Regions from separate parts of the Homo sapiens genome. Here region 2 is linked to region 1. Evidence: read pairs that join two places in POLR2A ChIA-PET (ENCODE). Cell type or tissue: HepG2. All regions are shown on one strand. Each heading gives the region's core, and the rest is flanking DNA. Links, peaks and the distances in the headings are about the cores only.

Region 1 (4,398 bases), core at 245-4,244:
TGTACCAACCTCAACCTGTGGTGTGTGGTTCTCAAATCCCCTGAGCTCCTAAACCAGAGAAATTCTGTGTCATGCAAATGAGGCACTCCTGATAGAGTGAAGCTCACTATGAGCAGTCAGTCATCACTTTTTGAGCCCTGGCACTGTGCTCTGTGCTACAGGACACAGGAAACATCAGTCTGTGTTCTCAAGGAGTATGCTGAGATCCTGTTACCTTCTCTCATTATACTGTAAACATGATAGCAAGAAAAGAACTGAAAATAAATATACCACCATGCAGGATGATTACAGAGGCTGAGTGCTGTTTAAGTTAAACCTCCTAGTTTATGGATGCCCCAATAAGCCAGAATGTTCTTAGTAGATATTTCTTCTTTATAGAAGCATAAAGCCCATGGATCTAATAATCATTTTTTGCATTCCTAGTATGTGACAACTCTAGGCTGGGTACTGGGTAATAATAATGAACAAAGAGACAAGGACTCTGCCATCACAAGCAATGAGAGGGAAGGAGAAAGGGAGAATTCAAAAGATAAGATAATTGCAAATTGTGATGAGAACTATGAAGGAAAAAGGGTGAAGAGAAAAGAAGAGGGGCTGTTGGGACAAGACATAGGTGATAAGAGCAGACTTCTCACAGAAAGCATCATGTAGGATGAATGAGAGGGAACCAACCAAGGCCAGAGTGGAAAGAACTTTCCAGGCAGAGGGAACAGCATGTGTAAAAGCAGGTCAGGTTGTCTGCTGCCCAAAGAAGGAGGGCAGGGGTCAGGGGAGATCATGCAGAGCCTGGTGACTCCTGGTGCCAACTTCAGTGTTTTTTCCAGGTAAAGCCAAACACTTGCTCAGTCTGGCTACTGGGCAGAGAATAGGTCAAGAGGGGATGCTGCAAAAGTGGGGCCAGTCCAGACATCAACACACATTAAAATTAATATGAGATTGGCAGGGCGCGGTGGCTCACGCCTATAATCCCAGCACTTTGGGAGGCCAAGACGGGCAAATCACGAGGTCAGGAGATCGAGACCATCCTGGCTAACATGTTGAAACCCCGTCTCTACTAAAAATACAAAAAAAATTAGCTGGGCGTGGTGGTGGGCGCCTGTAGTCCCAGCTACTCGGGAGGCTGAGGCAGGAGAATGGCGTGAACCTGGGAGGCAGAGCTTGCAGTGAGTCAAGATCGCGCCACTGCACTCCAGCCTGGGCGACAAGGCGAGACTCCTTCTCAAAAAAAAAAAAATTAATATGAGATGTACTTAAGACCACTGACATGTACACTTAAAATTGGTACAATGGTAAATTTTATGTTATTAATATGTATATTTTACCATAACAAAAATAATGAATATGGACAGGAAACAGATATTTCCTAAAGATACATTGCCATGAATGTTGTTCCTTCTCATCTCAGACCAACAGGAGCTCCAGGCAGCAACGAGCAGTACAATGTGGGAATGGTGGGGACGCATGGGCTGGAGACCTCTCATGCGGACAGTTTCAGCGGCAGTATTTCAAGAGAAGGAACCTTGATGATTAGAGAGGTAAGTTGGTATAAAAACTGTGTAGAGGAAATGCCATTTCTTCAGTGGTTTTTACATTAAAGCTTTCACAGAGAATGCCTATGGCATGTATTTTAAGTATGGGGAATTCTTGGGGGAGGGAGGACCTGTGCTTCCAAATAGTTGAGTGATTTTAATTGTCTGCTGCCTTCTTTCCTGTATTCTTCTAAGCTCTGGCAGTGTGACTTAATTATATTATTCCAAATTCTTCAGCAGGAGCTATGCAAATCAGAATATAGAATTTGGGCCTGAGGATATAAAATTGCAAACTTAGATGTTTCCTACAACAGGAAAACAGAAATGAATGGTCTCTCTGAATAGCATCACTGGCCTTGTTATGTCTCTTCTCCCCATGGTTTTATCTTAGTGGATTTCGTATAAAAAATGCTCAATAGTTCCAAGAAATGATGATATCATCTTATCTTGTTAAATTAACATTAAAACAACCGTTAAGTTATTTTATTGAAATAACAAAGAAATAGGCAGATCTACTTCAAAAATGTACCTTGGAACTTTGGTTGAATTTTTTTTTAAACTCTAGGAACATCATTTCATTTGGGGGGTGGCACATGTTCCCTTTCATCTGTCCTTCTGACATGCAGTAACTCCCCACTGTGTCCATGCTAACCAGAAAGACCCTGACAAATTGAAATCCGTCTTTTCCTCTTTTTCACTTCATCATCACCATGCAAGTTTGAGTGCAGATATTTACTTGGAAGGAAAGAAATGGCTGAGAACATTGGGCAAATGTTACCTGACCTCTCCCTGCATCCATCTATAAAATTTTATAAATAATAGCATACAACTTATAAGATGGTTGAGAATATTGAGTTAGTAAATTAAGCATTCAATAAATGTTAACTATTTTATTTCACTCTCTCCTCGGAAATGAATTCTCCTTTTACTTGTTATCACCATCCAGTCCTCCCTCTGAAACATAAACATATGTCATCTGTTTTTCCTCTTCAGCCAGGACAGAGTTGGGAAACTCTAATAGCAGACTTTGCTCTCCAAAAAGGCAAAGGGCATCTCACTTTCGTAAGAAAGAAAGGAACTGTAGTTTTGAGATGAATAAGGCCTTTGAAATAATAATTAGCAGTGGGGCTATAACTGGAAGACTAGTTCACAAAGCAACTTGCTAGAATTTCATTTTATGTCCTTGTTGAATCTTTCAAGTAGCCTTTAAAGAGTCCTTTCACATATGCCTGAAATGAAAAATGGACTTGGCTGCTGAAATTGACATTGTGTAGTGCTGGCATATAAATCTCTTCATGTGGTTAATGGATAATTTCAATGGAAGTGTAGAAGGCTTCTATCCCTATAACTTACCACTTAGGAAAACATGAGGGAGAACGTTCTGGAGTGAGTTGCTGTTTGACTCCAGATAAAAGGACTCCGATTTCTAATGTGGCTTAAAATTTGCTTGAGTCTTTATGACAGAGTCAATACCTCCAAGTAGACATTTGGAGCCACATTTTCAGTTCATTGCCAGCCACATCCAAATGGCTCCATGTTATTTATAGCACTCCAGTATTCTATGACCACAACCTGTCACTTTGAAAACAGCATTTGCAGCCGGGCGCGGTGGCTCGTGCCTGTAATCCCAGCACTTTGGGAGGCCGAGGTGGGAGGATCACGAGATCAGGAGATCGAGACCATCCTGGCTAACACAGTGAAATCCCGTCTCTACTAAAAATAAAAAAATTAGCCAGGCGTCGTGGCGGGCGCCTGTAGTCCCAGCTACTCAGGAGGCTGAGGCAGGAGAATGGCGTGAACCCGGGAGGCAGAGGTTGCAGTGAGTGGAGATCGTGCCACTGCACTCCAGCCTGGGCGACAGAACGAGACTCTGTCTTAAAAAAAAAAAAAGAAAGAAAGAAAGAAAGAAAATAGCATTTGCCAGTGTCTTATAGGAATTTGATCTATTAAGGAACCCAAAATATTTTTGTCCTCTCAATTTCCAATTCTGCCTTCCTCAATGTGGGTTTTTTAAATAACAAACTGTATTAGTTGGGGTTCTCCAGAGAAAGAGAGTATTTACATATGTAGAGAGAGAGAGACTGCTTTATTATTATTATTATTATTTTTGGAGATGGAGTCTCGCTCTGTCACCCAGGCTGGAGTGCAGTGGTGCAATCTCGGCTCACTGCAACCTCCACCTCCTGGGTTCAGGCGATTCCCCTGCCTCAGCCTCCCAAGTAGCTGAGACTACGGGTGCACGCCCAGCTAAATTTTTGTATTTTAGTAGAGATGGGGTTTCACTGTGTTGCCCAGGCTGGTCTCAAACTCCTGAGCTCAGGCAATCTGCCCGCCTTGACCTCCCAAAACGCTAGGATTACAGGCGTGAGCTACCACGCCCGGCCGAGAGACTGCTTCATTATGAGGATGTAGCTCATATGATATGGAGGCTGAGAAGTCCCATGATCTGCCATATGCAAGCTGGAGACCCAGGGAAGCTGTTGGTATAAATCCTAGTTGGAAGCTGGGTGAAGATGAGATGAAATGTCCCACTTCAACCAGCGGAGAAGAAAAAGAGGGAGAAAATTCCTTCTTCCTCTGCCTTTTGTTTTGTTCAGGTCCCCAGCAGATTAGATGATGCCCATCCCACTTGGAAAGGGCAATCTACTTTACTGAGTCTACCAATTAAATGCTAATTGCTTCCAGAAACACTTACAGACATACCAGAAAAAATGTTTAACCGAGGCACCCCATGGTCTAGTCAAGTTGACACATAAAATTAACCATCATCAAACCTTGAGCTGAAAATTACTAAAAGTACATGTTTAAACAAGATAAATGCAGGTTAAAGTTTATCCCTGACAAAATAAGAACATAAAATAAAAACTCA
Region 2 (4,398 bases), core at 154-4,153, 1.6 Mb before region 1:
ATTTTTCTTTAAACATATGGAGGCAAAAGGTTTTAAGAATAGTGTCAGGGGCATTATTTAATCAGTGTTAGTTCTGACAGGTGAACAACCTGAGTTGGTCTCTGCAGATAGTACCTATGAAACATTAAGGTCAGATTGATTCAGCTACCTGGTGTGTAAGATAATGCCCAATTTATAGTTTCCTTTTTATTTTTTCTGGTACTTCTACAAATATAACCCTGAGCATAGAAATACCCTCATTATTTTAATGGGACATCCTATTTCTACCATGCAATTTGAGCTTGATCTGAGACATTTCTGTGAAGTGTGAAAGTACAGTTAATCATTCTTAAATGTTCTTTTTATGCACAATTGCTTCTTTTAAAATAGCATTTTAAAATAGCATATATTTACTTTTTTTTTTTTTTTTTTTGAGACAGAGTCTTGCTCTGTCACTCAGGCGGGAATGCAATGGTGCGATCTCGGCTCACTGCAACCTCCGCCTCCCAGGTTCAAGCAGTTCTCCCGCCTCAGCCTCCCGAGTAGCTGGGATTACAGGCCCCCGCCATGATGCCCGGCTAATTTTTTTTTGTATTTTTGTAGGGATGGGGTTTCACCATGTTGGCCAGGCTGGTCTCAAACTCCTGACCTCAGGTTATCCACCCGCCTTGGCCTTCTAAAGTGCTGGGATTACAGGGGTGAGCCACTGCACCCAGCCATATTTACTTTTCTAAAGAAAATATGTAACACTGCAAATGTGTGTCATCCTTCTGCAGGGGCATGCTAGTCCTCTCTGAACTGTTATGGTTTTAGTGTATGTGCTGCTGAAGTGAGCACCATATATTTACTTTTGCTGCCAAATGAAATTATGTGGGAACTGTCTACCACTTCTCTTTCATTTTATGTTTATATAGAATGAAGAAATGTAATTGAATTTATTTTCGTTTTTTACTTTTTATTTTTTTCTTACAGACAAGGTCTTGCTCTGTCACCCAGGCAGGGATGCAGTGGTGTGATCACAGCTCACTGCAACCTTGAACTTCTGGGCTCAAGGGATCCTCCTGCCTCAGCCTTTTGAGTAGCTGGGACTACAGGCGCGTGCCACCATGCCTGGCTATATTTTTCTTTTTTTATTTTTTAGGAGAGACAAAGTCTTGCTATGTTGCCCAGGCTGGTCTCAAACTCCTGGGCTCAAGTGATCCTCTTGCTTTGGCTTCCCAAAGTGCTGGGATCACAGGCATAAGCCACCGTGCCTACCTGTAATTGAATTTTCAAGTGAAAAACCTGACTATATCGCCTGCCTAATCTAAGGTGTGTCATATTGTGAAATTTTAACAAGCTCTCTTTCAGTGTTTAATAAAATTAAAACCCTGGACGTCATCACATATTAAATATTAAGGAGCTGGTCTGGCAAAACAGAAATGTGTAAGGCAGATACCTAATCTTGAGAAGCTTACAGTCAAGTGAGGGATGATAAACCAACTGCCAGCGATAAGGTGGGCACTTGAATGATGGAAGGAGAATTATGATAGAGGCATCTGTGGATTGCTGCAAGAGCCTTGGAAAGAACATCTAAAGTGGACCTGGGCACTGGGGAAACGTATCTAATCTGAGATGTCAAGGTTGAGTGCCTATAGTAAAAATATCTATTGAGCATATAGTGAGCATTTACTCTGTGGCAGATACTGTGCTATGTGCTTTGTGTTCAATTAGTTTAGCCCATGGTAATACAATCAGGCAGGTGTTCTTTATGTGACAAAGGAGGAGACCGAAATGCAAAGAAAAGTGACTTGCTTAAGATGACACCGTTTATACGAGGTGGAGCCTGAATTCGATTCCAGCCTGTGTTACTCCTGAACTCAAGAGTTTAGATTTGTGCTAGATTTCCTTATAATAGAAACCAGAGAAGAGAAGGGTGAAAGGGGCATTCCAGCCAGAAGCAGCAGTATGTGAAAGTTCTGTGGGAGAGGATGGTGTAGCTGAGGAACTACAAGTGGTTTAGACTGGCTGGAGCTTAAAGTTCAAAGGTCAGAGAGGGAGGCAGAAGGGAAGCACCAGTCAGGTGAGGAAGAGCTCTGTGGAGGAGAAAGGAGCAACTGACAGTCTTCTAGCAGAGAAGTCACATGCTCAAAACTGTGTTTTAGAATAGTCCTTCTCAGTGGCAGTGTAGACACTGGAATGTAAGAAAGCAAAAGTAGGCCAGGCGTGGTCGCTTACAACTGTAATCCCAGCACTTTGGGAGGCTGAGGCAGGCGGATCACAAGGTCACGAGTTTGAGACCAGCCTGGCCGGTATGGTGAAACCCAGTCTCTACTAAAAATACAAAAAAAAAAAAAAAAAAAAACTAGCTGGGCATGGTGGCACGCGTCTGTAGTCCCAGCTACTCGGGAGGCTGAGGCAGGAGAATCCCTTGAATCTGGGAGGTGGAGGTTGCAGTCAGCCAAGATTGCACCACTGCACTCCAGCCTGGGCAATAGAGGGAGACTCCGTCTTTAAAAAAAAAAAAAAAAAGGCAAAAGACCATCTAGGAAGCACTAATCCAGGTGAGAGCATGAACTAACAAAGTGGGACTGATTTGGAGGAAAGCTGATCAGAGTTGCTGTTGGAGGGGAGAGTATGGAGCATCGGAGAGGAAGGAGTCAAAGATGACTCCTGGGACAGATTCTGGAATAGCTGGGTGAATGGGGACCATGACCCTGATTTGGGAGCAAGAGCAGATCTGAGGGTGAAGATATAGAGTTTGGGACCCTGTTTTGAAGTGTCAGTGGACTAGTCCAAGGATGGCTGATCATAAACAGCTGCATATACAGATCCAGAGCTCAGGAGACAGAGCTGGGCTGGTGATATGGATTTGGGAGTAGTCAGCAAATGGATAGTGGCAGAAGTAGTTGAAATGAATGTGTTTGGAGTGACAGTAAGATCTGGAGGATTTTACCAAGGGTGCCCCTCAGGGACACCAGTGGCAAGTGGAAAAAGAGGCTATCCCTGAGAGAAATGAGACCTTAACATAACTTTTTAGTATACCTCATATTTATAAAGTACTCTAGATTTTATGAAGGTTTTTACTAATATCACCTCATTTCATTTTTTTTTCAATAAATAACTGGTTGCCATTGTTATTTCCATTTGTCAGCTAAGGGAACTTGAGGTTCAGAAAGGCTCAAGGACACCATCAAGATCGTATGATCAGGGCCAGGCACGGTGGCTCACACATGTAATCCCAAGGCAGGAGACCCCTTGAGGCCAGGAGTTCAAGACCAGCCTTGGCAACAAAGTAAGACTGTCTCTACAAAACATAGTTAGCCAGATGTGGTGGCACATGATCTCAGCTACTGGGGAGACTGAGGATCTCTTGAGCCTAGGAGGTGAAGGCTGTATGATCACACCACTACACTCTAGCCTGGGTGACAGAGCAAGACCCTGTCTCTTAAAAAAATTTTTTAAATTTAAACATGTGATCAGTTATGCTGGCGAAATGGGAACTGCAATAGAAATTCATGGACTCTTAGTTTCATGCCCTCCCTGCTGGGCTATGCTGTGAGGACACTCATGATAACTTAGTCACTAGTGAATTTTTTGTCCTGATTTTTTTTTTGAGCTCCCACAATTAATCTATATCAGTGCTTCTTCTTATTTTTTGTGTCATAGAAACAATTACATTTGTATAGTATACTGGGGATTCTGGAAGCAATTTTGGGGAAATCTGTATGAGCTTGAATAACAGAATTCACAAGATTTATAAAGAGTTACACAAATGGTTCTCAAATAGAATGCCAACTCTGATGCCAATTATTCAACTCTGTATAGTTATACAAAATGGCTTTAAGTTTTTACCTCTATAAAATATTTAAACATTGATAGCTAGTGCCCCATCTGTAATCCATTTGTAGAATACCTATTGGGAAGCTCACCTTTCTCCAGTTTGTAACTTTTAAAATATATGTCTGTTATCATTGTTATTAAACACAGATAGATAGTCCCCAAGTTACATGTATTTAGGTAGCCGTATAATTTATTGTCCAAACCAGGACATTTTTGAGAGTAGCAGGGACTGCTATTAATAATCATGCTAGGTCAACAGTGTTTTTTTCTTTGTTTTGAGACAGGGTGTCTGTGGCGCAGGCTGGAATGCAGTGGTATGATCGTGGTTCACTGCAACCTCTGCCTCCCCAGGTTCAAGCAATCTTCCCACCTCAGCCTCCCAAGTAGCTGGGACCACAGGCATACACCACCATGCCCAGCTGATTTTTGTATTTTTTGTAGAGATGAGGTCTCCCTATATTGCCAGGGTGGGTCTTAAACTCCTGGGCTCAAGTGATTCTCTTGTCTCAGCCTCCCAAAGTGCTGGGATTGCAGGTATGAGGCACCATGCCTAGCTCAGTGCAATGGTTTTAAACCAGAGTGATTCTCAGTCAAACC

The links. Peaks named below come from ENCODE experiments on the same cell type or tissue, not always from the same donor. Only the 100,000 strongest peaks of a DNase experiment are listed, where the experiment ranks them.
Region 2: POLR2A ChIA-PET joins it to region 1 with 5 read pairs; 1 of 35 experiments calls an interaction of 5 or more read pairs at or near these places.

Annotation. Positions count from the first base shown.
Region 1 is chr3:171,090,976-171,095,373 of GRCh38, reverse strand. TNIK (TRAF2 and NCK interacting kinase) reads left to right here. Exons shown (of 33, transcript NM_015028.4): 23 at 1,406-1,535. Among named protein-coding and RNA genes, the nearest start is that of MIR569, 14 kb to the left of the region's middle. In HepG2, for the core only: no CTCF peak of the experiment used is centred there; a DNase peak (open chromatin) is centred at 2,563.
Region 2 is chr3:172,699,542-172,703,939 of GRCh38, reverse strand. All of the region lies in intron 1 of NCEH1 (neutral cholesterol ester hydrolase 1), which reads left to right. It also overlaps the pseudogene RNU6-547P. Among named protein-coding and RNA genes, the nearest start is that of NCEH1, 9.3 kb to the left of the region's middle. In HepG2, for the core only: no CTCF peak of the experiment used is centred there; a DNase peak (open chromatin) is centred at 1,979.